2 separate regions of the Homo sapiens genome follow, and region 1 is linked to region 2. Evidence: chromatin loops called from intact Hi-C (ENCODE). Cell type or tissue: PC-9. All regions are shown on one strand. Each heading gives the region's core, and the rest is flanking DNA. Links, peaks and the distances in the headings are about the cores only. Region 1 overlaps LINC02836 (long intergenic non-protein coding RNA 2836). Region 2 has its middle 150 kb from the start of LINC02836.

What was found. Peaks named below come from ENCODE experiments on the same cell type or tissue, not always from the same donor. Only the 100,000 strongest peaks of a DNase experiment are listed, where the experiment ranks them.
Region 1: a loop joins it to region 2, with 2.8 times the contacts of the local background. A loop is called at or near these places in 2 of 110 quality-filtered maps.

Annotation. Positions count from the first base shown.
Region 1 is chr6:105,600,467-105,616,766 of GRCh38, reverse strand. It overlaps LINC02836 (long intergenic non-protein coding RNA 2836), which reads left to right. Exons shown (of 6, transcript XR_942833.3): 6 at 3,975-4,256. Among named protein-coding and RNA genes, the nearest start is that of LINC02836, 24 kb to the left of the region's middle. RefSeq lists enhancers at 14,794-15,373, 14,745-15,944. In PC-9, for the core only: no CTCF peak of the experiment used is centred there; DNase peaks (open chromatin) are centred at 7,626, 8,196 and 9,666; H3K27ac peaks cover 3,937 bases.
Region 2 is chr6:105,774,042-105,790,341 of GRCh38, reverse strand. No RefSeq gene overlaps it. Among named protein-coding and RNA genes, the nearest start is that of LINC02836, 150 kb to the right of the region's middle. RefSeq lists a silencer at 9,642-9,842. In PC-9, for the core only: no CTCF peak of the experiment used is centred there; a DNase peak (open chromatin) is centred at 9,881; H3K27ac peaks cover 2,397 bases.

The DNA of each region.
Region 1 (16,300 bases), core at 3,420-11,419, 170 kb after region 2:
GAGTTGGAAAGGCTCCACAGGGCATATGAGGCATCACCAGGTCTTACAGGATATGTAGCAATTAGCCTGGTGCAAACAGTGGGCTGTCCCCACAGATGGAATGAGGCATGAATCAAAAGCTCATGAGTACATGGTGACATTATGTACTTTTAGAACCACATCTTAATTTCAGTCCAAAAATTCTACCATGCTATTTGTCCTTCCAAGACAAAGATGCAAAACAAGGATGTGTGCAGGTAGGAAAGAGATCTAGAAACATTAAAGGGTGTTTGCATAGGATGGAAGCTGAGCTTGAAGTTTAATTGGAGCGAAGCAACCATAGAAATATAGGGTTGTAAGCCAGACAGGGTAGAGACAAAGACCAGGAGAGGCCTGCCCATCAACCATTTGTGGATTCTGCACTCTTGGACACTGTGTTAATGCAATTCTATTACACTGTCTCTCCATCTAGGCCCCTACCACCAGGGACCTCTATGTGAGGCATAAACCAGTAGGGAGGGCCCACACTCCATTTTCTCTTATGTGGTCTTTATTGTTCAGCAGATAGATTTTTCTGCTTGAAGGGGGCTTTTAAAAGCCAAAAGTTTTTGCATTTCCAAAATCTGTGGAACCATGTTTGTTGCGGGAAGTCAGGGACCCCAAATGGATGGACCGGCTGAAGCCATGGCAGAAGAACATGGATTGTGAAGATTTCATGGACATTTATTAGTTCCCCAAATTAATAATTTTATAATTTCTTATGCCTGTCTTTACTGCAATCTCTAAACATAAATTGTAAAGATTTCATGGACACTTATCACTTCCCCAATCAATACCCTTGTGATTTCCTATGCCTGTCTTTACTTTAATCTCTTAATCCTGTCAGCTGAGGAGGATGTATATCGACTCAGGACCCTGTAATAATTGCATTAACTGCACAAATTGTACAGCATGTGTGTTTGAGCAATATGAAATTTGGGCACCTTGAAAAAAGAATGGGATAACAGCAATGTTTAGGAAACAAGAGAGATAACCTTAAACTGACCACTGGTGAGCCTGGCGGAACAGAGCCATATTTCTCTTCTTTCAAAAGCAAATGGGAGAAATATCGCTGAATTCTTTTTCTCAGCAAGGAACATCCCTGAGAAAGAGAATGCGCACCTAGGGGTGGGTCTCTGAACTGGCTCCCCTGGGCATGGCCATCTCTTATGGTTGAGACTGCGGGGGTGAAATAGACTCCAGTCTCCCATAGCGCTCCCAGGCTTATTAGGAAGAGGAAATTCCCGCCTAATAAATTTTCGTCAGACCGGTTGATCTCAAAACGCTGTCTCCTGATAAGATGTTATCAATGACTATGGTGCCCGAAACTTCATTAGCAATTTTAATTTTGCCCCGGTCCTGTGGTCCTGTGATCTCGCCCTGCCTCCATTTGCCTTGTGATATTCTATTACCTTGTAAAGTACTTGATGTCTGTGACCCACACCTATTCGCACACTTCCTCCCCTTTTGAAACTCCCTAATAAAAACTTGGTGGGTTTTGCAGCTTATGGGGCATCATGGAACCCACCGACATGTGTTGTCTCCCCTGGACGCCCAGCTTTAAAATTGCTCTTTTGTACTCTGTCCCTTTATTTCTTAAGCCGGCCGACGCTTAAGGAAAATAGAAAAGAACCTACATGAATATCGGGGCAGGTTCCCCGATATCTGGCACCCACGTGGTCTTTCTTTTTTCCTAAATGCATGAGGGAACCCGATTCCCTTTGGTACGTGCAGTGAAACGTCAATCGGCTTGGTCCACAGATATGCGTGTTCGACTCCCCGACGAGTGGTCAGTAGTCTGTGTAAGGTCTGGGTTAACTATGGATCATGCAGAGTGTAAGCATCATGCTTATCTCTGCTATATTAAACTCCTGTTAAAACAGGGTGGTGTTAAGTGCCTATGGAAAATATGCTCACTCTATTCAGGTCAGTAGAAAAATACTGTCCTTGGTTTCCTGAAAAAGGAACCTTAGATGTAGAACTATGGGATCTTGTTGGTACAACATTCAGGGAACTGGTCTCCACAGGAAATTATGTTCCCGTAACTATTTGGGGTGACTGGGCCTTAGTACGTGCTGTCCTGATGACATACCAATCCCGAGACAGCCCCTACAGTTACCACAATTTTCTGAATCTGACGATCCTCCACCTTTTCCTCAACCTTCCTCTCCTGCACAACCTTCATTATCTGAACCATGCTATTTGTCCTTCCAAGACAAAGATGCAAAACAAGGATGTGTGCAGGTAGGAAAGAGATCTAGAAACATTAAAGGGTGTTTGCATAGGATGGAAGCTGAGCTTGAAGTTTAATTGGAGCGAAGCAACCATAGAAATGTAGAGTTGTGAGCCAGACAGGGTGGAGACAAAGACCAGGAGAGGCCTGCCCATCAACCATTTGTGGATTCTGCACTCTTGGACACTGTGTTAATGCAATTCTATTACACTGTCTCTCTATCTAGGCCCCTACCACCAGGGACCTCTATCTGAGGCATAAACCAGTAGGGAGGGCCCACACTCCATTTTCTCTTATGTGGTCTTTATTGTTCAGCAGATAGATTTTTCTGCTTGAAGGGGGCTTTTAAAAGCCAAAAGTTTTTGCATTTCCAAAATCTGTGGAACCATGTTGACTTTCTATTGATTAGCAAAGATGTAGATTGCAGTAGAGAATTAAAGAAATGGGAAGTTGCCTGGCGTGGTCGCTCACGCCTGTAATTCCAACAGTTTGGGAGGCCAAGGTGGGCGGATAACCTGAGTTCGGGAGTTCGAGACCAGCCTGACCAACATGGAGAAACCCCGTCTCTACTAAAAATACAAAATTAGCCAGGCGTGACGGCACATGCCTGTAATCCCAGCTACTCGGGAGGCAGAGGCAGAAGAATCACTTGAACCTGGGAGGTGGAGGTTGCAGTGAGCCAAGATCGTGCCATTGTACTCCAGCCTGGGCAACAACGGTGAAACTCCATCTCAGAAAAAAAAAAAAAAAAAGAAAAAAAAAGAGAAAGAAAGAAATGGGACATTTTCTGGCTTTGTGTAATATCTTTATGATGCTTCTGTAAAAAAGTCCTCCATTTTCCCACCTCAGAATCAGTAACAATGGTTTAGATTTAAAACTAAAACTGTTTATTTTAATTTTAAACCCAAATAATTAAGATTTAATAATTTAGGATAATTTGGAGGTTGTAGAATATGAGGACATTATGAATTGAATTAAAGAGTTATATTCCTCAGAGGAAGCTGCAGGTGGGTAAAACAGTTCATTCAAATTTGCTTTTGAGAATTAAAAGGGGGGAAATTCTGCTTTCTGAGGCACTGAAAAATGTAACCAGTGTGTGATTCAAAGATGTCCACCATATGGGTTTGAATGGATCAGCTTTCAGAGAACAGTGACATCAGAGAATGATTCTCCACTTCTGAAGCCCTGTGAGCCCAGGAAGCAGAGGAGGCTTAAAATGCCCTGAAATTAATTTTCCTGCTTTTATGATTTTAGCCAGTGTTTTCATTTTAGTATTGATACCCAGAAGCAGTTTTTCAAAACTGCTTTTAAAAAAAAATCACGTCAAATAATCAAATGACACTATTCATTTACTTGAATAACTGGAATACAAATTTCAAAATTTGCTGAATTGCATCAGATTCAAATGGCCAGGAGCAAGTTTGTACACATTCAAGTCAACTGGGGGATTTACTCAAAATTATTATAACTGGAATGTGCATTTAAATAAGCTGTAGGAGGAAACAGTGATAAAATATAGAGTTAAAAGTATATAAATGTTTACTTTTTAAAAATCATTTTTTGTCCCTGAAATGCTTTGAGATTTTGATAATTCTCTAAGTCAGACTTAGTTTATCCATTTTAGCTTTTATTATTATACCCTTAAGCTTTTCTGCATTTGGCATAATACCGCAACAATGCAAAGGTCAACTAATTTTTATTTATATGGGACTTTCAATCACAGTGCAAGCAGGAAATGTGTACATTCTATAGTCCATTCATCCAAGTTGACAAGAAGAAACCTCAGGCATGAAGACAGAACAAGCATTTCTCAACAATACAAAGTGATAAAGCGTCAAAATGAGCTTCATATGCGTCTCTTGAGTCCTTCATTCCAGCACCTTCTCCCATCCCCACTCTGGAACCTTTTCCTGGATCCTCCTCCCAGCTGGGTCTTGGTCAACTAGACAGAGGTTTGAGTTAAGGATAGACAGAAAAGAGTGGAGGGCACTATCGAGTTGTGGGATTCACCACAGAGCAAAGCCAAATTCATATGTGTTTTGTTTGAGTTGTAACTCGTTTTTCAATTATTCACATTCCTCCTTCCCTCCAAGAGAGTGAAAGTGAACAGAAAAGGCCAATCATCATTCTAGAATTTCATGCTGGACTGTGGAATAAGAACTATCCTCACTGCTTCTCTATCACAGATATTACAGATATCATGAGCCTTTGCTTGGCCAAAAAGTTCTATAAGAAAAAGGATTTTCATTTGTGGTAGAGGTGGGTGGACAAGTTTCTTTATCTAAGAGAATCATTATTCATCTCCAATTATGTACATAAATATTACTGGGTATTGTGGGGATGTAAAGACAAATGGTATGGTCTCATGCCCACATAAAGCTTACAGAAGTAGAAATGTTAAGATAAAAAGTGTAGCTTTTTAATTAGAAAAAAACCTCTTAGCCATGCTTGCATGTTCTTTTTGCATTTACTGGAAAGTGAAATCCTAATAATTTAGTGGGAAAGGGCATGGTTGGGGTTTTCCACTGGCATCCTACAAGGAAGCATGCACAATTTCAGACAATACAATCACGTTCTTCCAGCAAGAGAGAACTAGTTTGGTGCCTAAAATTGGTTCAAGGCAAAAGTTCCTGAGAGAAAGTAATTTGGGCAAGCCTTAGATCAAATCCTCAGAGACTAGCCTCCCTAGTTGTTTCATAATGCTTGGAGGAAAAAAAAACATTTTCCCTCCCACTCTTCTCCTGACGGAGGTTGCTAGGATGCCTATGACTGGCAGCTAGAGGTAGAAGTGTCATTGCTGCCACTGCCATACCCTGGCTGGCTGCTATTATTTTGGAAGGTGAGATGACTCCTGCCTCTGGGATCCCTCTAGTTATGAAATGATTTACTGAAATGTTTATTTTCATAATGGTAAATGAAATTTGTATTCACGAATATGAAATTTTTACTTCTGAATATGTTGTGCACCATTTTCCATAAACATCTGCCTACATCTGCTGCTGGTGTTTCTCCCACCGTTTCCTGTGGGAGGCTGCATGCTTTTGCCTCTCTCAGCCAAATCATGCCAAACAGAGCCCATTCTCCTCAAAAGTTAGCAACCAACAGTTTCACCTTGGCAGAGTAGGAACCAGCTTTTTTTTTTTTACTTCTTTTTCTTTTTGAGATGGAGTCTTGCTCCATTGCCCAAGCTGGAGTGCAATGGCACAATCTTGGCTCACTGCAGCCTCTGCCTCCTGGGTTAAGTGATTGTCCTCCCTCAGTCTCCCAAGTAGCTGGGATTACAGGCATCCGCCACCACACCTGGCTAATTTTTATATTTTTAGTAGAGACAGGGTTTCACCATGTTGGCCAGGCTGGTCTCGAACTCCTGACCTCAGGTGATCTACCTGCCTCAGCCTCCCAAAGTGCTGGGATTACAGGCGTGAGCCACCACAGCCGGCCGAAACCAGCTTTTAAGTGAGCTCAGCATATTATAAAGGAATGAAAGCAATTAGAGCGTGGACTCTAAAGGTAGGTGAGACTTGCTGTTCCACTTAGAAACATAGAAACATAGGAAACTAAGGACTCGATGGGGACATCAATAGTAGGATGGCTTTTAAGAGGGCTGAAGTGTGTAAATATACACATTAAGCTTTGCAGCAACTCTGTGCCAAATCGAAGTTGTTGCAGACCTGGAATTTTAGTTTGGTAAAGGATAACTGTAGTTATTTTTTAAATAAAATGATTCATTAGAATTCTTTGGTTCTCTCATGATAATTTAGCAAGTTTGTCTCTTTCAGAAAGAAAAGTTTAAGTGGGGTTAATGGGTACAAAAGAATAGAAAGAATGAGTGAGACCTATTTGATAGCACAATAGGGTGACTATAGTCAATAATAACTTAATTGTACATTTTAACATAACTTAAAGAGTGTGATTGGATAAATGCTCAAGGGGATGGATACCTCATTCTCCATGATGTGCTTATTTCACATTGCATGCCTGTATCAAAACATCTCACGTATCCCATAAATATATACACCTACTATGTACCTACAAAAAATAAAAAATAAAACATTACAATTTGCAAATTAGAAAAAATAATTTTTTTTGAGACAGGGTCTCACTCTGTCACCCAGGCTGTAGTGCAGTGGCGTGATCTCAGCTCACTGCAACCTCCATCTCCCAGAATCAAGCAATCCTCCTGCCTCAGTCTTGTGAGTTGCTGGGGCTACACGCATGTGCCACCACAGCCCACTACTTTTTTTTTTTTTTGGTAGAGATGGGACTTCCTACGTTGCTCAGGCTCGTCTTGAACTCCTGAGTTCAAGTGATCCACCCACCTTGGCCTTTCAAAGTGCTGAGATTACAGGTGTGAGCCACCACACCTGGCCAAAATAATAAAATTTTAATCAGTAAAAAAAAAAAAAAAAAGAAAAGTGTAAATGTGTTCATCCAACAAAGCCTTTCTTTCACACATATGAAATATAAATAGATCCATTTAAATACGATATCCAGTTGAACCAGCCCTGAAGGGCTTTCTGAATTGGACATGTTCTGTCGCTACCAGTGGGGCTTCCTGGAAGCTGGCCCAGAGCTGGTCTTGTCCACGCAGAGGATCTGAAAGCACCCTGTGTCCTCGCCATCACCCTGCCCCAGGACAGCAACAGAAAGCACTGTCCCTATCAAAACAGTTCTGTTTAAATCCCGTCTGGAGGACCCATCCTGAGAGTGGCCGCCGGTGGAGTCAGAGGCAGACTCTTGCGTGTGTCTTTCCTTTCCTTTCTAGGGCTGATCCCTCATGTTTAAAGTAAGAGACTCTCAAAGTCAGGAAACTGGTCAGACGTCCAAACGATGTGGTGACGCTGAGGCCCCTGTGAACCGGAAACAGACATTTACTGTATCCCTTTCCAACTCAATCGCTTCCAAAGATCTACCTCTGGTGCTAAGGGGGGTTGGCTGCTGGCCCGAAGTCTAACAGACTATGCAGAGGCAATGCACAGTTCACGAAGGTCACTTTTATTTTTCATTTTTACTGTCTAAAGAGAGAGTTGGGTGTATAATGCTGGCACTTTTACAAGAGGCTGGTAAAGGGAGAGGAAGGAGGAAAAAGTAAGACTGTTTTTAATTCATCAAACTGTGGCTGATTTAGGAATAATAAACACAAGTCTGTTTCCTTGATTATTTTATAAATAGCAAATATTTGGGTAAGGAATTTGATAAGTGCACAGACTATAGGAATTGTTTACCAAAATGATGCGTCAGAAAAGAAAACAAACAATCCCCAAAAAACCCTGGAGTATGTCTGTGAGATTCTTCAGTCTGGTTCCCAAGGCCCTTAGTCATCATTCCCCTCATCTTTTGAACTTGATCAAAGCAACACGGGGGCCTCTGAGGGGAAAGATTGGTTCCATTATGCACAAGGCAATAAGGTAGTGCCCTTCCCAGCAGTTAATAGGCAAGAATGTTGTAAAATTCCATGTGGTTTTCAAATACCAAGGCGGAAGTTTTCTGGTTTATAATCTTCCTAGTCATCTTGACCAGCCTCGTGGCTTTCTCAGGCATTGCTGACTGTTTCCATGCTAAACCAAGCTAACTAGTCCAGAGATCTCCTGCCCAAGGCAGGCCGGACCACTGCCTGAGGCTTAATGAGAGTGGCCCTCAGTGCCCCCAACCCCACGCGTCTCCTCCAGACCCTGGCCGAAGTTCTGGGATTTCCACAGTGCCAAGTTACTGTAAGAGCCTCCGGACTGAGGCCACTGACCCAAACATACGTCAAATTGCATTTAAATGAGCAACACAGGCCCTGAGGAGAATAGGAGGGAAAATATAAACTGTGGTCACTGCATTCTTCTGATCTTTAAAAATTAAAATGGAAATATTTTGTCCATTTGGATTTCTGGGAACTTTAGAATGGGAAAGTTCTTCTGAAGTTCTTGTAAGTGGGGTATCCATTTTTTAATGGAATACCAACAGAAGAATAAGGAAGCGATGTTTTATTTGTTTATTCAACAAATATTTGTTGAGCATCTATAGTGGCTAAGGCTGTGACAGGTTCTGAGGAGAGAGTTTGGCACAGGGAGCTAAAGAAAATAAGAAATACATGCCATGAGAATCATGGTTCTCTCAAAGTGAGGAACTGCCTCACCATGGAAAAAGGAAAATGCAAGTGTATCATCTGCCTCCCAGGCAGCACTACGAGTCGCCCATTCCTTGTGATTAGTTTGTTAGCCTAGAACCTCAGAAAGAGGTCATCAAAGCCCACCCCAACCTTGCTCTGTCCAGTGGTTCCAGACCCTGGGAGTCACCAGAGACCAGCTCAGCACTGCTTGTTTCCATGCCTGAATTAGAGGTCAAAGTGTATTCTCTCTGCATCTATAAAGCACAATGTGCTTTGTGAGGGAAGAATGACTCCAGCCATGCAGCAGGGAAACCATAGCCCTTCAGAACACATGAGACTGTTTTGGTGTGGTCAGCTCTCTTGGAATGCCTCCTCAATAAAGCTTGTGATGTTGGTCCCCAATCCTACATCAAGAAAATATCTGCTTTTAACCACATTTGTCTCAGGGTCTTTGAGTTTCTTGATACAACCTTAATCCAAATCACAGGTTGTTCTGGCAGATTCAAGAACTCAGAACAGCTTAAATGTGGCCCGGGAAGGCAAAAGACTGGCAGTTTTATAACCAGTCAAGGAGAAGCAGGGAGTCTCTGGCAGCCCAGAAGGGGACAGGCACCATGCTGACAAGAGATGGGATATAAATAGAAAGGAAGAGGCTCTCAGTCAACATTCTTATCTTCACAATAAAGTCTTTTAACATGATAGGTATATGTTACACGTAAACCATTCATTTTCTCAAGAAAATAGATTGGATTTATAAAACACCTTTCTTAGTTACTCATTTTGAGTAGCTAAAAGAAAACACACGACTGCATCTAAGACTAGTTCTATTGGAGACCCTCTCTGTGGAAGTCTGACATCATGTAAATTTAAGTGGAGGTCAGAGCAGCTTTTAAACTTTGTAAAACCATGTTATAATTTTACAATACCTTTCATTTGAACATTTCTTCTCCCAGCACTTTTGCATGGGTGTAGATAATTTATGGCTTATTTTATGGGTAGAGAAACTGAAATGGCTAACCATTAACAGGTTGTGTTTTCTCAAAGTTACCCAGTAGGTAATTAGTAGATTTAAGAAAACAATCCAGGACTGCAAATTCCCAGTTTCTTGTTCTTTCCCCTTAGGCCTTTATACTTTAGATGATCCTAAATGCAATGCCATAAGAATGTAAAAAAACCTGTATTAGGTACCCTAAGGCACTATTACCTTCTTCTAAATTCTCAGATAATACCTTAATAGGGCATTTTAATGGCGAGCTTGATAGTTACTGTGTATGAATTTCTTTCCCATTTAATATTGCTCATAGAGTGAGGCAAGAGGGACTCTTGCCCTGGGCCCTTGGCTTTAGAGGACTTCCCATATCATAAGCACACACACTTATTAACCAACAAATGGATACTCAGTCCTGGTATCACACAGCCCAACATCTGACTGTGTGATTAATACTCTTCAGGCCCCAGGGAAACACTGTGGCACTTCTTTCGCCTGATGTCATCAGGACAGAAGGACTGTGACCAAATGCCATGAAGTCTTGCAGGCTGTGCCACTGCTGACAGCTGAGATGGGCGATGCTTTGGGATATGGGGAGTATTAGGTCGCAGGAGCACTTTGGTAAAGAAAAAGACAAATTAATTAACTTGTCAAGTCCTTTCAAATCGCAAAACCAAGTATCACTTCCCAGTAGTGCTGAGCTGCAATTTTCTTGCTCCTCTTCAACTTTGAATTGGTGGTTCCAGAAATATTTAAGAGTTAGTGTGGTATTTACCTTAGTTTCACATGGCGGCTGAGGAACAGTTTACAATATTAAGCACTTTGTGTTCTTTAATTTGTACATATGTATGGTTAAATGTGCCATTAGGGAATCGTGATATTCTTTACTTGAACATAAATATTAAAGCATATATTGTACAGACCTCAATTCATACAGTGGGCCCCACAAATACTATATGTGGATCTGTTCAGAGGTTATTACCTTACTGTGGGGCCTTGGACAGGTCATAACTTCTCTGGGCTTCTGGTTGCCCATTTGTAAAAGAAAAGCATAGGACTAGATGCTCTCTAATGTGTTTTTAAGCTCTATAAATTATTTTTAATTATTCTACTTATTTATAAATAAGCATATATTTCTTATAAGCCTTATATAAACTTATGTAAAACCTACCATAAATCTTATCTAAAACCTACTATAAACCCCATAAACCTAGTATGAAAATATAAACTCTTCTTTTACCTCATGTTGCCTATCCAGCCTCATTTATTCATTCATCAGACATTTATGAGGTACCAACTATATGTCAGATGTGGTGCTGTATTTGGGTGAGAACACAACAATGAATAAGTTACAGTTTATGTGTTCAAGCATGTCATAGACCAGAGGATGCATAATTAGATTACTGTCTTAGTTCATTGAGATTGCTATAACAAAGTATCTTAGGTCAGATAATTCATAAACAACAGAAATTTATCTCCACAGTTCTGGAGGCTGGGAAGTCCAAAATCAAGTTGTCACCAGATTCAGTGTCTCTTGAGGGCTAGCTCTCCAACTCACAGATGGCCGAAGGGGTGAACAAGTCCCCTTGGGCCTCTTTTATAAAGACACTAATTCCATTAATGAGGTTGGAGGCTTCATGACCTAATCACCTCTCAAAGGCCTTACCTCTTAATATCATCAATTTGGGGGTTAGATGTGAACTTTGCAGGGGAGAAAAACACTCCAAACATTGCAGTTACTATGCTCCAATATTCAAGTGCAGTGAGAGCAAAGCCTGCAGGACTAGGGGGCCCACAAGGGGCTGGGCAGCTTACCTACCCTGATGGACAGTGTGCCAGGGAAGGATGTTTGGAGAAGGCAGTATAGGAGTTGAATTTTAATGGATAATCAATAGTTAGGCCAGCCAAGAGAAAGGGGAAAATGTCTCAGGTAGAGAGGGCAACAGAAACGAAGGCACAGAGGTGACAGAGATCATTTAGCATGAGGAATGCAAACCTATTAGCATAGGATGCCCACAGAAGCGTGGGACTGAGCCTGGAGCAACAGGCAGAGGTGACACTGAGAGTCTTAGTTGGACTTCATTCTGTAAGGTGAGAAAAAACTCCAAAAGGTTATAAACGGGAATGACATAATAGGTATGGGTAATATATGGATCACAATTTGACAATGGTCCAAAAAGATAAATTAATGGAAGCCAATGAGAGGGACAATTTAGCAGGGTACAGACATCATCCAGGTGAGAGATCCTAGAGGCCTAGGGTGGGTCAGTGACAGCACAAATGGAGAAGGGGGCAGGACTGGAGATACATTTTGAAGAGTGACATGGACCCATTTGGATGACAACCAAATTCAGTGTCCATTTCTACATTGGGCCATCTGATTTTCCCCATGTGAACAGCAGAAAGAAAACTTTACCAGCTCTGTGTTCACAGATCTATGTCTTTAACATGATACTTACTTATTTTATACATTTGTACAAACACAAACTATTATTTTATTATGATGTGCAAGTTGAAAGAAGAACATGGATACCCTGCATTCCAAGAGGATCTTCATTGATCCTCATCAACTTCGGAAGCTGTTAACAAATTATGTCCAGTTCTCACTTTGTCATTTCTCATTCATCCTAATAGTGCTTTTGTGCAGGGGACGTTTGCACCATTCAACAGGACTCGTGCCATCCACCACACAGGTTTTCAGTTTTCAACAGAGAGAGCCTGTTCACAGCCAAGAATAGCAACAAGTCACTTCAATTTAGGCATCTGCAACTCTGTGTGTAAATAAGTCAGCAGCAGAAAATTGAGTTTTCTTATGAAAGGCAGATGCTTTTAAAATTCAAGGGGCAAGTTCTTGACACAGCAAAGGGGGTGACATTGTCCCGAATTATCTGGAAAGAACTGATGGCTGTTGGCAAGGGTTGGTCAGTCTGGGAAGGCAAGGGTTCCACCAGGGAATCAGCAAGCTGCCTTCAGGAAGCTCCAGAGGGAAGTCAGGTTGCAGTTCCAGCTAGAGCTCTGCTATCCAAACGGCATTTAAAGGGATCTGTGATTTACACAGATTTATGTAAGACTGAAGATACTTTATGAAATTTGTTCCTACAATTACATTTCCTAGGAATTACTAGGGATTAGAAAGTCACTATTCTCAGACACTCTGCCGCATAGTTTTCTGTAAACAGTTTATACAGAAATAAAGGAGAGGGAATGATCAGTTGCCAATTTGTGCAAGCTGTTCTGTGCAGAGTCTCACTATGGCCAATTCCTTGTGATTTATGTGCCAACTGCCTGTAGCCAGCTGGACAACAGTCATCCTGACTCTTTAGTGCTTTCAGAACATTTTAAAAGTAAGCCCTAATAAAAGGCTTCCTTTCTATTATCCCTGTCCTTTGGGATAAGAAAAATTCCCCACAGAAATTGTACACATTTTGCAAAAACCATAAATCCTGAGGGTGACATTTTAATGTCCCAAAGGCAATGCATGATAAATGTCTCTAATAAGTTAGAGCCTTTCTGGGATCCGTTGACCTTTGAAGTCTCTCCAGTAGATAGGTTTTGTCTCTTACTCAAAGCTACCATATATTGATTTTAATTTCTATTAACCCCAAAATTATGATCAAAAGTCTTCTGAAATGTTATTTGGGTTTTTTAATGCCCTGAAATGATGCTCAAATTCAGTGACATGAATCACTTTCTTTTTCTAGCACTAGAGAATTAAAAACCAACTATCACATTAGAAACTGTTTGGTGAGGAAGAGTATTATAGGATGCATATCTTAAATAAATTGTAATTTGATATATTAGAACTCAAATACACACATTATTTAATACTGTTACTGATATATTTCAGCTTACACATGCATGCACACAACTAGTTTTGTAGTTCACTAAAAGAATCCCCTAAGAATCTAAGATTCTTTATTAATAATCTTACTAATTACTAAGAATACTTGTTCTGCTATCAAAGTTGAATTTTCTAATCCAAAGAAGATAAGATGTATTTTATTGATTGCTGGTTTAGGGAGAATTTCAGCAGCACCAAGGGCTGCTGACCTCTTTGGCCTCTTTATTCCCTCCCCAGCCATGTACGTGCACTCCCCTATAGACTTTGGGGCACCAAATTTTTACCATGCTTAGGAATGGGACTCACCATAGCATGACACCTCTAAGTGGAAGTTCACATGGAGATCCTGACATCGAATCCATCAAAGAAAGCTTCTCATGTATCCGTCGAGCGTCTGAGGTCTGGGGATAACTGTTCTCCCAGAGGTTTTCTGACTGGGGCAGAAGACCCTCAAGACTTCCATACGGAGTGTTTGCAACATGTCAGGCAAAATTCACACAGGGATACGCAAGACAGACATGATCTCTGCCGTCCTGGAATGGGTCTTACCTTGAAGTTAAATGCCCTTTGGCCCTAACTGAAAGAACATTTTAATACCAAATTTTAAAAACTGAGCTACAGAACTATATAGTGCAATTCCATTTATGTAAAAAAAAAAAAAATACACAGAAGTAAACAAGTACATATGCGTACCCTTGTGTATGTTTTTGCAAGATTCCAAAGACCACAGTGTTACTGTGGGGTGGAGGACAGAAGGAAAGCACTTTTATTTTTAATAAAGAGTTCTCTGTGTTCTTTATTCTGTGTAAACCTATATAATTTTTAAAGTCTAGTTTTAAAAACTAAACATGATATCTTTATAAACAAACATGGAAAAGTAGTTGAGTAGAATAAAAAAGCAATTTATTAGTATATCAAGGAGATTCTATTCTCATAAAAAATAGATACATAGATAGTTAGATAGATAGATAGATAGATAGATAGATAGATAGATAGATAGATAGATAGAGCGAGCATCTGTGGGGAGAAAACTGAGGATATAAAGCAAATTGCTAATGAAAGTTATTCCTGGGGTTGTGATGAAAGGGAAACCCTCTTGTTTTCTATTACACATTTCTGTAACATTTGACTATTTTTTCAATGAGTATGAATTGATAATCAGAAAAAAACAAATTTTTAAAAATAAAAAATATTGCGATATGTTCTATGCCAAACAAGCTCAGCTAATTTATCTTCATTTAGGTGATAAAAATATCTTATGAAACATTAAAGAGAAAATATATATATATATATGTACATATATGTACATATGTATTTGTTGGTAAAAGGCTGCAAGCATAAACATGGACCCAGTCCTAGTTTTTCCAAATCCTCATGATTCTCTTACACCCTTTAAAGCTCTAAACGAGAAGGATTTCACATAATTCTTCAGGGTCAGTTTGGAGCCAGTCCCTCTGTGAGGTGTTCACAAGGGAAGGGCCTGGGTGAGGTGTGGCCCAGCAGCGGGCATGTGGACCCCAGAGAGGGGATCACTTGACCTTCCTCTGTGCCACCTTCCCAGTGATACCTCTAGGAAAGGATATTTATTTAGGCTGAGGAAAGAAGGTTCCTTTCTGTTTTTAACTCTTCAGCTTGACCTTGCACCCCAAAACTGTTGCCATCTTTTGAACCTCATCGACATGTAGCAAGCAGATTCAGTTTCATTTTACTCTCAGAGCACTCATTTGAAGGTTTTCATTTTGAATTGGCCCGAATCTGGGTCTCAGTCCCACACACAGCAGCAAGCTCTTGCATGATGGAGTTCGCCTTGGCAGGCTTGTCTGTACTTTCACTTCCCACCCAGATTCCTGAGCACAGACCAATGGGAGATTGCGTCAGCTTTGCCAAGGCAGACCAATGAAACAATCCTGAAATCCCCTTGGTGACACAGCATATGTGAAAGACTGTTTGTACCATATCGCATTGCTAAATTTAGAGACAGTCTGAGAAGAGGCAAAGAGAATGCAAGGACTAATCAATCCAAGAATACAGAAAACTTGCCTAGGCCAGTTAGTTAGTCTCCACTTATTTTGTAAAGCAGAGAGAGGAGGTGTTCATTTCAACCTCAGCCAGTTGCAACAAAGTCCTTGTTTCCATAAAGTTACTCTGGAGAAGGAAGTGCCTTCTAGGTGCTAGAAGCTGATGTCTGCCAAAAGCCCACACAAGATGTAAGCCGGGAAGAGTAATTGGTACCCTGAAAAACAAGCCGGTTATCCAACTCTCAGTTACTGACAATATCATGTGAGTGCTTATATGAGGGCAAATAATAAGCATGCACATAAAATCAAGAATCCCTAAAGGGACAAATATCAATAGCTAAAGTATTGTTTTAATTGTACTGAGGACATCATTTATGTTATTAATGAAGTATTTAGAGCACAGGCATCAGAGGGACCCTTAAATTCATGTTCAGAAATCAGACCCTTAGGATACGTTATCTCATAAGTTGCTGAAGTTTTAAATGGCTTTGACAGTGAAACCAACTAGAGCAACATTATCCACTTAAGACTGCTTGATATTTTAGAGGGTGTCATAGATTCTCTTTTCCAAGTAAAGATGCAAAAAAACTGTCTGGCCATGTTAACTAGCATTCGCTTTTAGAACAGCCAGTCTTCTCCTGAGTATCTCCAGATATTTTTATTTATAGAATGGTTTTCCCACTCCTTCTGAACTCTGGGACTCAAGAGCTACAATTTAAGAGGGTGTTCTTAAAGCTTTTCACAGTTTGTCATCTCACATTGCTTCACCTGATGAGGAGTCGATAGATAGCACCTCAAAAAGGTAGAAAGAAGCACAGATAGGGATTGGAATACACATGACAAAGGAGAACACAGAATGGAATTCCAAAACGCTTTGGGAGACCTGGAAATCCAAGTTATTCTGAGAGAAGACTGATGAAAAGGAATGCATACAAGCATAAGAACACCCACAAAAAGTAGCCCAGTGCTTAGTGACTGGGTTGCTCTTTCCCATCTACCAGTCAAGAAGGTGCTGTCCCCGGTTGAATACGTATGTACTGAAACAGAGGATTTCACATTCCAGAACCCATAATTCATCTCTGACTTAATCTCGAGCAAAGCATTG
Region 2 (16,300 bases), core at 5,064-13,063:
TTTATGACATCTAGTGACCTTGTTTTAATCAAGTTTTTACAAAATCAAAATGCAATTTTAGAAAAACTGTAAACATCTCAACACTAAACTTGTTATTTTCAGGAAAGTGTGCTCTGTATTTGCTAGCTAAACATTTAGCCTTTTAACACAAAACTGGGGTTGGCTTGATCTGTGTAGGAAGTGACCTTCATTTACTACCCCTCCCTACTGAATTCTAGCTTAGTTTTCAGCTTCAGTGCCAAGTGTTCACAGTGTGAAGTCAGCTACAGAGTGTTAATAGTTCTTTCCTCATCATCAGGAACCAACAGGCTTTATATGATCATTTCTTCAAATTAAGTCTACAAAGAAAACGTTACCAAAATGTCCAGATTTCTTTATCTGCTCGTTTGCACCTCCTCATAGGAATCTTACTAATGCCAGCTTTAGCATTAATCTTTCTATGAGTTTTTTTTAAGTACACTTTAAAAATTCCTGATTCTGTGCATTTGATCATGTTATTTCCCCACTGGAAGGGTCCATTCTAGTTTTATTTTCCTGGTGGAAGCCTTCCCCTGTCTTCAAGCACCACCTCAAATCTCACTTTCTTCATCAAATTTCCCCAGGATAGGTGTTTCCTCTGGACTCCTATACAGTTTATGTCTAAATCATTATTTTGGCATTCAGCATTCATTCATTCATTTATCAGTTTTTAGGACACAAAGGTAAAGTAGGCAAAGATCTTTCAAGAACTTGTAATTTAATAGGGTGATGGCCTATACTTTTATTAATTCATTAAAAAATAAGCTCATTGCATATTAACATTGTTAGCATATTTGAAATGAAAAAATATTTCAGAACCAAAATATGAGTGAGAAGAGTGGCATTCTTTTTTCACTTTTAGTAAATGAAAATAGCCTAATAATTATGGCTTCATAAGAGAAAGCTGGACTCCTGGTCTGCTTCTGCATTCAATGCAATATCACAGATCATGTCACCTCTAGAAAAGTCCACTGTACACTCACGAGAAATGCAAATTAAAAGCAAATAACATAATTATATATCATTAGGTATTATTATAAAAATATTTTTTCCTTACTGGACTCCCTGGGAGTCTCAGTGTCCCCCAGAGGTCTCTGAACCACACTTTAAGAACTGCCAGTTTATGCTATACAGGGCTATTCACCTCTTTTGATGGATATTCTGTATTTGCTCTCTCATTAAATTGCTACCTCCACAAGCACAGGGATTGTGACAGGTGCTCAACAAAATGAATAGCTGCTGCTGCTGCTGATGATGGTGTTTGTGTGTTCACATTTAAAACCATATATATCCACACGTATATACATACCTGTGTATATCTATCTATCCATCTATCAGTTTATCAATCACGAGTGTTTTAGGGAGGTAAAGTTCACGTACTCGTAATACTGTTAAGTATTACTGTTAAGCTGTAGCTGGCTGTTAATAATTTGCGTAAAGGTAGTAACAGAGGTAATGTTAGTAATAAAGCTAATTACTCTTTCTACGAAGAAATTAGTCAGAAAGGAAATTCATGTCCATAGACAGGAAGGAAAACTAACAGTTGCACTTTGGCAAATTTTAAATTCCTAGGGCTTTTGGTACCACTTCATCATGTTCCTTTCCTGCTTGGTGACCGATGGCAGGTATGGTCAGATTTGCACGTGAATAAAACATACCTGGAAACCCCAGCCTTGAAATCTGCCATAGGAAGTTCATATTCTTTAGCAATTTCTCAGGTGAATTACATCAGGAAGCGCTTAACAGGTTCTTTCAGGAATCAGTATTAATATACCTTCCTTAAGGCTCAAAAAGAGAAACAAAATGTGCCCTGGCCACATATCCCTTCCTCAGAACATGCCATTCTTAGGCATGTCAAAGCAGGGCTGAGTCTCACATTATCTTTCTCCAATGTAAGCCTTGACCAGACTTGATTTGCTTCAACTTATACATTCAAGATGAAATGTAGCCACAAAGAGAACTTTAAAATCTTTTGGCACTTACAACTAAGTATTTATACATCAGTCTTTCTGGAGCTGATGTATTTCATTTCTATTTTGTAGGTGGAAAGAACAGGTTAGTACAGATTGAAATGATCAGACGCATGGGATGAAAAACCATAAACTTACACATTGTTAAAGCTCGAAGGAGTTTGGAGATTGTCTTGTGTGTCCAACACTCTATTTTACAGTAAGGATGATGAGACCAGAGATGTTAAGCAACTTGCCTGGGGACTGTGAGCTTTCTCTCTGAGTCTCTGAGCTGAAGGTCTTTTGTGTCCCGTTCTGTGCACCAGCCCAGTGAGTGGCTGTGTTGAGCCTTTCTCACAATCCAGGCTTCATCTCCCTTAAAGGCTGCACTGTACCGAGAGCACATGTTTAACATGAGGCATTGGGGACATGGTCTCTGCCGCCAAATGAGTGACAAGAGGTGCTTTTGCGTTGCTCTTAACAGGGCCACCATGCTTCTGAGTGAGGCTTTGAGCAATGTGTCCAAGAGATCAGGACACCGGGCAAGTGGTTCTCAGTGCTGGCTGCCCATTCCAACCTGCTGGGTTTGGTTTGCAAAATTCCAAGACTTTGGCCCCTATCAATGAAGTGAGAACTGGGGAAGGGGATATTGTGAGCATCACACTAGGTAGTTCTCGTGCACACAAGAGCATGATCTGGCCATGCTCTTTTCTCAGACCCTTGGTCTCTTCTTCCTCCAGCCAAATTAAGCTGCTCTCTTAGCCCTACAGGAGAGGCAGCACCCATCACAGGCCTTGCTTCAGAGTTTCAGGAAGATCTTGCTGAGTTAGTTGGGCAGAGAGTGCACTGCCCCTCAAGGCAAGTGACCACGCACCTCCGGCTTCGTGAAGGACAAGTAATTTTATGACACATGGCTTCCTGCTTGTCTGCATGCTGCCCACCACACCACACGCCTGGCCTTCCGTGAGCAGAAGTTTCACTACTGAAATCAGTGGGTGACCTTTCTCATTTTTCATACCGCCGGAAGAAGAGACAATTTGCTATCAAGTAGGTTTGCAAACAAGTTGGGTATTTCTGCAAGACAGGGAGAACCTAGTAATGGAGGCCTAAATGGGAAGCATTCCTGGGTACCACTTCATCATGTTCCTTTCCTGCCTGGTGACAGATGGCAGGTGTGGTCAGATTTGCACATGAATAAAACATACCTGGAAACCTCAGCCTTGAAATCTGCCAGAGGCCTTTGCCTTTTCACTGTTGGCTGCAAGAAAAGGTGGTTATTTTGTGAACATTTTCAATATCATTGTAACTCACTAAAGAAGTCTACCCACAAAACATCAAAACACTCTGTGTTCCCAGGCAACTGTTATTTGCTCTCTCCACTTTTATGCCAGAGGTGTTGGCGTCATGGAACGTGAGTAGGAGATTTCAACCTGTAGGGCCCAGAGTGCTGGCCCATCACAGCGACATGCCACCTCTTCCTCTTTCGAGAACAGCCCAGCATTTCAATGAGCGGGAGCTGAATGAAATCCTCATCTGGGGAAACCTCATGGGATAAAATGTAGGGAAGGCATCAAGCACAAGGTAAATCCAAACTTGGAGCAGAAGGGGTAACAGTGCAGGAGGAGTGGCACAGTCTCCAGGGAGCCAGCTCTGGGTTCCTTTTCCTACATCGGCTCCTCCAGGGTGTCTCCTCCCACCCTGGGTAGATACTCCCCTTGCAACACAGAGGAAGCTTCATACCCTTGGCAGCCAGGGAAGGTGCTCTGCTCCAAACTGCCCAAGGCTGATCTTGCATTTGAATGATCTAATGAGGAAGCAGAAGGCTTAGGTGCCTCTCCCCCAGCCACCATTCCCTTTAGGAAATGTAGTCTCATGGTTCTGATGGGAAAATCATGAAATTAAATATTGATATAATGAATTCCATTGCAGGAAGTAGTAATTTTACCAGTAGAAACTGTCATTTAATTATATATGCATACATGCAAAATAGTCAAAAAAGTAAGAGTCCATCAAATATTTAAAGATGTAAATTCTGATATTTTGATGTAAGTTATTAATTTTTTTCAGATAAACAGTAGAAGATACCATAAAAGTTTAGAAAATTTAGTGAAACAAATAAAAGTGATAAAAGTCTACTTATTTTCTTTCCCCCCTCTGTAAATTAGAAGATCACTATTATCTTATTTTAGTAAAACTCCGTCTCAGTTCCACTTTTGAAGAGAAGTTTGGGAACTTCTGATGTAATGGATAAACTACTAGACCCTAAGCAAAACCGTACTCTGTCTCACACTGAGATTCTGGTCAGTGTTCTGTTCTTAACAAGCCTGGTTGCTTTTGACAAAGTCTCAGCCCTGCTCCTGCCTGAAAAACGTTGCCCACACTCCTGGTCCCACGAACTACTAGCAGTGAGATTCAAGCTAAGTTGTCAGTTGCCTGGGAGGGACAGGAGAGATTTAATTGGAAGGAGAATTGTCCGGCAAATATTGTTTAATGATGGCAGAATAGAAACCAGTAGGCAAAAAGGCAAACTGTGGTGCTGATCATGAGCCAGAGCAACAGCTTTCAGGAGCTGATTTTGCACTGAAGTACCTGAGAAGAGAGCCTGAATTTCAAGCTCGAAGAGGAAGAAAAAGGCTTGAGACAACCCCATCAGTGCAGAAAACAAAACTCAGTGGGGAGAGAGGGGAGAGCAAGAGCAGAGAAGGAAGTTCCTAGTCTTGGGTCAGTTTTAATGACTTCCTCTAGACAAACTGAAGGACAAAAGAAGGAAGGCCCAAGCTAGCAGCGGAAAGAAGAACCTTGCTGGGTGTGAAGGGTGGCAGGGCACGGCAGAGTACCACTCAGGGCAAGACATGTGAGCAGATGCCACTGAGAGGTAGAGGAAACAGAACCCCATACCGAAATAGCATGGCACATTCATTCACTAGAAGGCTGTCCCAGGATAATGCCTGAAATTAGAACAAAATATAACATCAGGCCAAAGACATGGATGCTGTGGTGGAAAGAGGTTGGGCAGTGTTGTCCACAACAGACCTGGGTTGCAGCCCCAACTTCAGCATTTTATATCTGAGAGAGGACAAATTGCTTAAAACCACTCAGCTTCCTCATCTGCAAAATGCTGATGATAATCACCTCTCGAAGGTTTCTTATGAAGTTTGAGATCACATATACAAAGAACCTATGAAGATTCCTGTCACATAGTGAATATTGAATAAAGGGTAGTTATTAGCATCTTGTTTTGAATGAAATGGTGGCTGTGTGGAGGCTCCTTTTATGTCTGAACATCTCCGTAGGGAAGGAAACAGGAGAGTTGAAGGTAGATCTACCTGGGCCTATGAGGGAGGAGTCTGGGGAGAACATCAAGATAAACTGCTTAGTTATTCCATGTGGATACTGAGGGGCTGGCTGGCTAGATGCAGAATGCAGCCAGCTTGGACTTCATGGGCCACCAGCAGGGACACTGCGTTAGCACACAACCCGCCCATTAACCTCTTGGACAATGGAAAGTAGGGTGTGGGATCAGACCTCCAAAGGCAGGCTGTGAAAAGCCAGCAGTGAAGAAGCAGGTGCGGTGAACATAGTTCCGGCCTACATCCCCATGGGCAGCCTGAGAGCTCACAAGAGCTAGATGCAAAACATCCAATGCAGAGAGAAATGGAGAGGACAATGAAAGGAAGACTACAGGAGGAAGATTTGTAGCCAGGTCGGGGGTGGAACAGAAAAGCAAGCTAGAAATAAGCATCTGGCACAGGGTGAGATCAGCAACTTTTGATCTTTTACCTGTTAAAAGGTGATTTATGGTCTAAGAGAGTGAAGGTTGAAGGCAGAATTCGCCAGAAACACTCCCTGATGACTGTCTCCATGCAGGTCCAGGAGGAAAAAGAGCCCATGGAGGATGAGGGCACTGCCCTTGGGTGAGTGGTGGGCACAGATGCAGTGAGCCCCAGGGCAGCCGATCTGTGTCTGAGTTTACCATCTGCCTCTTACTAGCTGTATGACCCATTCTTAAGTCATTTCCCTGCTCCAGGTTGCAGCCTCCTGGCTACCCAATGAAAGAATGGAGCCAGAATATCATCTCTAAACATTAAAAAAAGACACCCCTTTTGGAGCAATACCAGAATCTCCTGTGCTCTCCCCTCCCCAGTTGGGCACATGGTCCTTTTCAATAACCCCCACCCCTAGCTGGATCATCACCCTGGCCCTTTCCAAAGCTGACGGTTGGTTGTTCCATGAAGTGAGAGGGACATGTATTCCCAGGAGAGCAAAAATAAGAAAGGTGGAAAGAGAAGCAGAGGGGCTCAGTGCAGATTCTGATGTGGGTGCTGCTCTGGAAGAAATGGTCCAATAGCAAAAGCTGAAGGCAGGGTGGGAACAGGCAAGCTCTGGGATCGTCCAGCTCCTGAGCTTGAAGGAGTGTGACTTAGGGAGCCTGGAGCAGGACAGGCCACCCTATGCGGATGGCTGATTTCCCAAAGGAGACTCCCTGGGGACACACCATGTTGCTTTCCAGCTCGGAGGAAATAAGATCTTAGAAGCTGTGCCTCGAGGTTGTTTCCTGACTATCTGAACGGGCAGCCCTGGACAATCTGTGACCAGCCCCTGAGTCCTTAAATTGGTGGTGCTTCTTGCCTCAGCCACTTCCTATTTTAACTTCCTTGAATCTCCCTGCTAATTTCCCTCTTCGTGCTACTATGCATATGCAACTTGATAATTTCTTGTGAAGTAGGTACTAAAATATAAAGAGGCAATGCTGGCTAGTGTTTAAGAAACAAAACCAAAAGCAGATTCTGGAGCCACACTGCCAAATACACACGCTGGAGCCAGATAAGCTTGCTAGCTGTGTGTCTTTTGTAGGTTACTTGACCTCTCTGTGCTTCATTTCCTCATGTGAAGCGTGGTTAATAATCCTCCCAGTCTCACAGGATTGTAAGAAGTAAATGAGTTAATAAGTATGGAGTGCTAGAAGAGTGCTGGTATGAAGCAAGCACTTCGTACTGCATTAGTTCTTATTATTTTCCAATTTGTCACATTTCCCCCAACTGTCCTTTCTCATTATTCTTGAGCGCACACAATAAAGCGACTGTAGAGTCAGCAGTAACAAACCTGAGGTGTTCCCACCTCCTTCTTTCTTCTACTTCTGCCCCAATTTGAAAAGGACTGTTGGTCATTATGTCTTAATCAGTTCTGTAATTTCATCACCTGTTTCTAACTGATTTATTTTTTCAGAAAAAGGAGTGCCAAGGGTACAAAAAAAATTAGTTAGAAACAATGAATAAGACCTACAATTTAGTAGCACAAGAAGGTGATGATAGTCAATAATAATTTAATTGTACGTTTCAAAATAACTAAAAGAGTATAATTGGATTATTTGTAACACAAAGGATAAATGCTTGAGGGGATGGATATCCCATTCTCCATGATTGGATTATTACACATTGCATGCCTGTATCAAAACATCTCATATACCCCATAAATATAGGCATCTACTATGTACCCACAAAAATTAAAAATTAAAATTGAATAAAAAGAAAAAGGAATGCCAGTGAACTGAACTTGGGAGAATACTGGGAATGGGAAGGTCTCTCCTCCTCTCCCAGGTCTGTCTTCCTCTGGCTCTACCTTTTCTCTACTGGAGAGGTTCAGGTTTAAATTTCAAAGCTCGTTTTCAGATTGAGTTTTTGAATTAATCTATCAAAATCTGAGAGAGAAGGAAAGTGGTGAGTTTTTCATCCTTCTAAGCAGATGAAAACATAGCAAAGAAATCACAGCAAAGAAAACCATTTTGCAGAGTTCAATATCTCGATCTATAAGTAGTTGGAAGGTCTCAATGGCTGGCGCTTAAAAGGAGAATGAAATGAACATTTCTGTATTCCTATGGCTTTGTTTCACAAAATGCATCCAGTATTCTGGATTGGAAATGAGGTGGCAAGTAAAGCAGCACGTACTATCTTCTATTGTAATTGAATTTTATACCATATCTGCGGATGAGAAAGTATTGGAAAGGAGGAGATCATCATAAGATTTAAAATTCAAGCTCATGAGCTAAAAATGTTTTCACCCAGGTTTTGATTTGTTTTGTTTTGTTTTAATTTTGTAACATCAAGGGATTTTCTTTTTACCTATCAAATAGCAAATACTTCCTGTCTGGGTCCTTTCAACTTTGCAACTGCACTTAACCTTTTGTAGTCAGACTCAAAAGTCCCTTAACCAAGGGAAAGTCAACCTAACCACACCCCAGAACAGGAAAAATAAAAGACATATTATTGTGTGAGACACTTTCTTTGAGGCAACGTGTCTGTTGCGATCAATTATTTCATTTATTCATCATGAGCTGGAGACAGTCATGGACCTTGTTTACAGGAAGTTCTTTAGAAATGAGCTTTCCTAGCTTAACTGAACTTACAGCAAATCGTGTCACTCAGAACTCCACCTGTATTATTTTCTTTCATTTTTACCTGACCAGGTAAAGGGGGATAGGGTGGGGACCCTCTGAAAACCACATGCTTTTCTCAAGAATTTCTGCCGGTCCAAAAACAGATGGCAGAAATGGCATAAACATGCCTTTGGATTGTAGGCAATGTCTTGTGTCTTCTGCACACTCTGTGGCTACTTCTAGTGTAGTGTTGACCCTGTGTGATCTGTTCACCTGTCAGGCTTCTCACTAGATCTTGAGCCCCTTGAAACCTGGGTCCAGGTCTTATTCACCTTTTATACCCTCGGTGTCTAGCATGTTGTTAGAGCTTACTAAATTATAATAGTATTACTTTTTTATGCCCCATCCCATTCTGCCAGAGAACTTAAGAGATTCATACACATCCTTGTTGAATTAACAAATGTTCTTGAATCACATGTACTTTGATACCGAGAAGGCAAAAATCAGTCTAGGCACACCTTGATGAAACGGCAGAGATGACTCACCTCCCAACTGGGGGCGGGAGTGGGTGGGGAGAGAGCATTTGTGGAGTCATAGGATGATGGAGGCCTCTCCGGCAGGAGGCTTTACCGAGATTCCCTGTTATCCCTGTTTGTGTAATTCCCCCTCTGACTTTACATGAACCCAGACAGTTGTCTGGCATCGTCCGTGTCTGTTACACAACCAAAATGTGTTTTCTTGTAAGCTTTTCATTTCCCTTAGCAAACAGGTTTTGGCTTCCATACCTTAAAAAATAAAAATTAGGAGAAGCCTTATGGAAGAGCTATATGCATATATATAGTAAAAATATCGTTACTAAGGACCGGCATGGGGAGCCCCACCATGAAGATGAGGAAATGGGAGCCCAGAGGTAGTCGTCCTGGCTTAGGTCAGCCAGGGTCCCAGCCCCTGAGAGAGAATTGGATGTACCACGTCTGCTTGATCGGCTTGGCCCACTATACCTCATTGTTCTTTGGAGAACTCTTTCCTATTGAACTGAAGATGTGGGATCCCTAGCCAGAAGGAACAGTTCGCTGTGAATCAATTTATCCCATCACTTCGGCCCACAGGGAGAATGCTGGGTGGGATGCCACAGTTCCATGATGGAGCCTCAGCGTCTTCTGCAACAAAGGATGAATTTCAGAGTGACCACAGGAAAACAATACTGCTTTTGTTGTGGAAAATGTCCTCTAATTTTCCTCCTGGTTGTGGTTGCTGCAAAGGCTGTTTGTTCATGCAAGTGTTTATAGCATGCCTTTGCACTTTGTCAGGGGAAACTGGCCTTCCATCCTGCCATCTTGCAACACGACTTCTGAGTGTATTTCACTGATCCTAATAATAGACACTGTGGCAACCACCTGTACTTAAGGTCATTGTCTCATGGGTTTCACTCTAATGCTCTACTTCCTGGTGTCATAGTCAAGCTCTGAATGGGCACACCCCTTCCCAACTACATGAAAATATGTCATTAAGAAAACAAACAAAACAACTGGCTTCTCCATGAAAACCTCATGACTGACACTCCGTGAAGTATAGTGTTGATAAACCTGTTGTTCGTCCTCCCTAAGCGTGAGCTTGGTAGATGTCCACTACCTTAATCACCAGGCAATCTGAAGGAAAGTATTTTCTGTTATCGTTAAGCTTATTCATGAAACGTGGAGTGCGTTTATGCTTACATCACGCCAACTGGATTCAGTCGCAAGGACTGTAATTCAGACAATCCAGTCCTACAGGTCATCGGGACATATTTCTTTCAGGCACGATACCTATTTACACATTTGATACCTGACTTGTAACACACACTATATTCTTGAATAATAGAAACAAAGATGAGGAAAGCCCCAAGCGATACAGCACCGAGAACACTCTGGGCTTCTTGGGTTTGGTCACTATATTCCTTTCCCTTTTATTAGCTTCACCGTCCAAGTTGCTTAATCTCTTTTGGTTTGGTTGGTTCATCTATAGACTGGGGGTTGATAGTAGCATATTACCTACAGCCCACTTGACTGATGATATTTTATCACTGATGATATTTTAAGACTCCTTAAGGTCTCGTTCTTCCCTGCAGGTTTTTTTTAATTGATTCAAATGAAGGGCCCTTTCACTGCCACTGAGATTAAGTACAGTTGAATATAATCGGCCTCCACCTTTATTACCCCCACCTCCCTGCCAGTCCTGCTCCTGTTCAGGAATAAGTCAGGTGGCATTGGATGGTAATATATCATCAATTAAGCATCATCAGGTGAGCTCTCATGTCAAGATTCTTGGGTTCGAAATTTTATCCAATGATCTAAGTTAGATGGGCATAACCAATTCAGAGTGATCTTATCATGATCCAAATTATTTGTGCAGGTTCTTGGAAGTAGCAAGCATCCCTCTTTGTGCTGGGTTCCAACATATAGGAGCAGAAACCTTCAAACCATATTGTCCTTCCTCCTTATGCCTGCTTAGGGTTAAATAATTGTCTGATTGTAAGTTGTTTTCAGCACAGCTGGGCAAGTGGTTTTAAGAGATTTTAGAGATGAAACTTTGAAAACAATAACAACCAAAAGAAATGACTGTCGGGGATATATTTTATGATCATCTGCAAATAGTTACCACATAGAACGTGTCGTTAATAAACTGAATTACCCAACAGTCTTCCTTGCTGGATGTGCTCTGTTTCCTGCATGTGCGTCTGTTTTTATCACAGCTTGGCATCATTTTTAAAACATCTGGGCCCTGACAAAGGGGATTTGAGTACAAAAGAATTCTACGTAAAGTAAAACAACAACTTTCTCTCCTCTTTAATGTTCCCCTCCCCCATCTTGTTAGCTCCCCAAACTGTGGAAGGAGAGGCTTAAATCCAGACCCCCACATTCTGTGATTCCTACCCTAGAAAGTGCCCCCACCCCCCACACACACCTCTTTGGCTTAGCTGTGTTCTTTCTGTCTACTGAAGTTAGGTTTGGGTCTCACTTCCTTTACCTTTGAGTTTTTCCAAACTTTGATCACAACCCAGTCCACACAAACACACACACATTCACACAGTGTAATGTATTTAACAAATACTTACAGTATGTTCCGGGCACTGTTTTAAGCCCCTTAAAAATATTAACCCACTAAACCCTCATAACCCTACGTGGGAGAACCTATTATCCCCACTTCATAGATGAAGACACTGAGTAGCAAAGGTTTAAGTACATTCCCCAAGGTCAGTGCTAGTAAAAGTAGCATCATTTTGAACCCAGATATGGATTGTACTCTGGTCTGGTCTATTCTAGTCTAGTCTAGTCTAGTCTAGTCTATGACTCTGTTCTATTTTTTTTGAGACGGAGTCTTGCTCTGTCGCCCAGGCTGGAGTGCAGTGGCGTGATCTCGGCTCACTGCAAGCTCCGCCTCCCGGGTTCACGCCATTCTCCTGCCTCAGCCTCCTGAGTAGCTGGGACTACAGGCTCCCGCCACCACGCCCGGCTAAGTTTTTGTATTTTTAGTAGAGACAGGGTCTCACCGTGTGAGCCAGGATGGTCTCGATCTCCTGACCTCGTGATCCGCCTGCCTCGGCCTCCCAAAATGCTGGGATTACAGGCGTGAGCCACCGCACCCGGCCGAGTCTGTTCTATTTCTTTACATAAATGTTGATCTGGGTACACTAAGTTCCTTCAGTGTCATGAAAAACAGAAACGTATCACTTTATCTTTGCCATCATTGCAGTCTGATAGCACAGAATAAGTTGTATCACTAATTTGGCCTTTGTCAATGCTGTGATTATTTATCTTTGTGGATATTTAACACAGTGACTCTGGTAAAGACTGTATGGCTTGAACGTTGGTTAATATATTGGTGTCAATTGTTAAATGACTGTCTTTTGCGGGCTTCAGGGTCAGATCACACCCTTGTGGATGAGGGTAATGGTTATCATGAGTAGTGGGGGAGACCAGACCTTAATATTGGGGCAGAGGATAAAGCCTCGGAGAAAAAGGTCCTTATTTGGGACAGAGCTGTGATTTCTTCCTTTTTTGAGCTGGAGATGTGTTTGATCTGGACTTCACAGCTTAAAGAAGCCAGGGGTGGGTTCTGTGGTGGAAGGAGCTTTCTCTGGCTTACGTGATGGTCATTTGGGAGTGAAACAAGAAATCAGACAGTGAGAGACCAGGGGATGGATCTGGGTTTTGAATCAGCTAAATAGGCCTGGGCCTCCATGCCTGGGAAGTCCTCTCTCTCAAGACCCTAGTAGGGATACATTCTTGCAATAGAGACCCCAGGATATTCTTTAACGTAGTCCTTAATGAGTGTCCTAGGTTGGCACAGGGCTGTGCCCTACCCTGAAGGAAACTATTCTGGCACCTGGGTTCCTTCCTGGAGTTTATTCCATTGCCATGGATCTCAAAACGTGTGGTTCCTCAGAGCCAAAGCTATTTTGTAACAAGACTAAGACATTATTTGCGTTTTTTTCACTTCCTTTGTCCCATGAGTGTAGAGTTTTCTGGAGCCTAAGTTTTAGGTAATATTGCAACAGACTGAATGCATTAAGTGGATTATGAGAATCTTGCTATTTTCTTTTTTTTTTTTTTTTTTTTGAGTCTCACTCTGTCACCCAGGCTGGAGTGCAGTGGCGTGATCTTGGCTCACTGCAAGCTCCGCCTTCTGGGTTCACGCCATTCTCCTGCCTCAGCCTCCTGAGTAGCTGGGACTACAGGCGCCCGCCACCACGCCCAGCTAATTTTTTATATTTTTAGTAGAGACAGGGTTTCACCGTGTTAACCAGGATGGTCTCGATCTCCTGACCTCGTGATCCGCCCGCCTCAGCCTCCCGAGGTGCTGGGATTACAGGCGTGAGCCACCACGCCCGGCTGAGAATCTTGCTATTTTCTATTAAGCCAGACTTTAAAGACATTTGCAAAAACCGTGAACCAATGCCCCTGTCCTCACTAAGTTTATTTGCTAGAAACATAGTTGTTATTAATATTAACATATAAAATATTAAAATATTAATTAAAATGGTACTGATATTAACATGTAGTGGCTTTAAAATTATTTTAGTGAATTAATAAATATATATTATTAAATTCTCAGTTTTAATTTCTAATATAGTAAGTTTTACTAGAAATGACTTATATAAACAAAAATGTTGAAATCATTAATAGTTTTTAAGAGGGGAGAGAAGTCTTGAGACCAAGAAGTTTTAAAACAGCTGTGTTAGGGCACTGTTGTCTGAATGGTCCAATCTGGTTCACTACCATGACTGGATGAAGATAGCAGGAAGAAAGAAGAGAAGGGTTCTTTTCTATTTGTGCCTTTCTATATGGCTTCTTGAGCTTTGTGACATCATGGTGGCTAGGTAGCAAAAAAAAAAAAAAAAAAAAAAGAATTCCCACAGTGAACAATTCCAAGTGGATAAGGCCCAGTATGCGAGCACTTACCAAGCCTCTGCTACTCACATGACCATTTCCAGAGTCAACGTGGGAGGGAAATACACAAAGGCATGCATCCCAGGAGGAGTGATTCATTGGGTGCCACCAAAATAATAATCTACCTCAAGTGGATTTAGATAGAAAATTATACTTTTATTTTTGTAAAAAGAGGCTATTCTGAGCTATATGGATCATAAATCATATGTAATACCACATAGTCCATCTTTTACTTATGAGAAGTTGGGCACATATTGAATAATTTTTACCTGGAATACCAATTTTATTATAAAACAGTATTAAAATAATAGCAATTAAATTATTTAATCAATCAACTTTATTGCAAAGAATAAAATGACCTGAAATTGATTTCTTCTGAGATAAGTTATGAATTCTGTCCCCCTGATTAGACAGTGGCAGGGACTCCATCTCATACTTTTTTCCAACATTTAGGGTTACAGTAAGATGACATTTGAATTTGAAGATACATCTAAGATAAGTTCACGTTCTGAAATAAAAACTTGCAAAAATCAATACCTAAACGATGCCATCAGGCTGGTGGGTTGGAATTTGTGAATGTGTTGCTGATGATTAGGGTGCATCGTCTGAATCCTGTCCTGGAGACCAGAATATTTATGCAATACAATTCAGGCAACTAGCCTATTTGTTCTGGAAAATATAAGTGATTATAAAGATGCAGGTTGCAATCTACTTAATAGTATGATGACAAATATAATGGCAGCAAGGATGCTTTGAAGAACTGACTGTAAGGGAAATGAAGGTTAAAAAACTGTTACTGTAGTGACACACTGTTTATATCAGTTATTTCTTCCTTTTTATTGCTGAATAGTATTCTACTGTGTGGATGAAATATGATTTGTTTATCCACTTACAAGTTGAATGACCTTGTGTTGTTTCCAACTTTTTGGTGACTATGAATCAAGCTTCTGTGAACATTTGCCTTTGTATAGACGTATTTTCGTTTTGCTGGGGGTAAATGCATATGAGTGGGGCTCCGGGGTCACATGGTGAGTATATATTTAACTTTACAAGAAGCTGGCAAACTGTTTTCCAAAGTGGTTGCACTGTTTTGCATTCCCACCAGCAATGTGTGGGAGTTCCAGTTGCTCTACATCTTTACCAGTACTCAATTTTGTCCATTTAAATTTTTTTTAGCCATTCTAATAATGTGAGTTATTGTGGTTTTAACTGGCATTTCCCTAATAACAAATGATTTTGAGCGTTTTTGTGTATGCTGAGTTCCTATCTCTGTATTTTCTTTAGTGAATTGTCTGTTCAAATGTTTTGCCCATTTTTGATGTTGGGATTTTTGTTTTTCTATTGTTGAGTTTAGAGAATTCTTGATAAATTCTGGATGCATGTTCTTTATCAGGTATGTGTTGCAAGTATTTTCTTCTAGTCTGTGGCTTTTCTTTACATTTTTTTCAACTGTGTTTCATTTTTGATAGAATCTAATTTATAATTTTTCTTTTATGAAGCTTGCTTTTTGTGTTCTAAGAAATTTTATCTGCCAAGGTCAGAAAGATTTTCCATTTTTTTCTAGAGGTTTTATAGTTTTAGATGCCAGGTGTGGGTTGGGTTTTTTGCTTTGTTTTGCATATGGATGTTTCATCACTATTTGTTGAAAAGATTAAGCTTTATCTATTCAATTGCCTTGGCACCTTTGTTGAAATTGGGACTTTTGTAGATTTATTTATGGACTCTCTCCTGTTCCATTAATCTACATGTCTGGCTTCTTGCCAGTATCACACTATCTTGATTACAGTATAGTAAAGATTTATAGTAAATCTTGAAATCAGGTTTTATGAGTCCTCCAACGTTTTTTTTTTCAAGATTGTTTTGACTATTCTAGGTTTTTTTCTTTCAGTTGAATATTGGTTAAGTTATTCCCTCTAAACCTCAAGTTTCTCAGCTTTAACAAGTGGATAATAATAGTACCTACACCATAGAATTATTGGAAAAGCTTAAATTTTGTAATCCATTTAGTAACGTACCTGTCATGAGTTAATATTTCAAGAACTGTTAGCTATTATTTATCATTCTGTAGTTTGCATGACAGCTTTTCTACTATCTGAAACCTTGCACAGTAATATCCCCTTATCTGAGCTTTCACTTTGCATGCTTTCAGTTACCCAAGGTAGACTACAGTGAGAACTTGAGAGACAGAGAGAGAGAAAGAAGAAGAGACAGTACATCCATATAACTTTTATTGTAGTGCATTGTTATAATTGCTCTGTTTTATTATTCATCATTATTGTTCATCTTTTATTGTGCCTAATTTATAAATTAAACTTTATCATATGTATGTATACATGGGAAAGAACATAGTACATTATATATGGGAATCAAGTACTATCCTCAGTTTCAGGCAACCACTGGAGTTACTAGAACATATCCCTCACAGATAATGGGGGACTACTGCACCTTGCTTTATTCTACAACATGCACACACCTGCTGGAATAGTTTTTTTTGTGTGCGTGTGTGTGTGTGTGTATGTATGTGTGTAGGT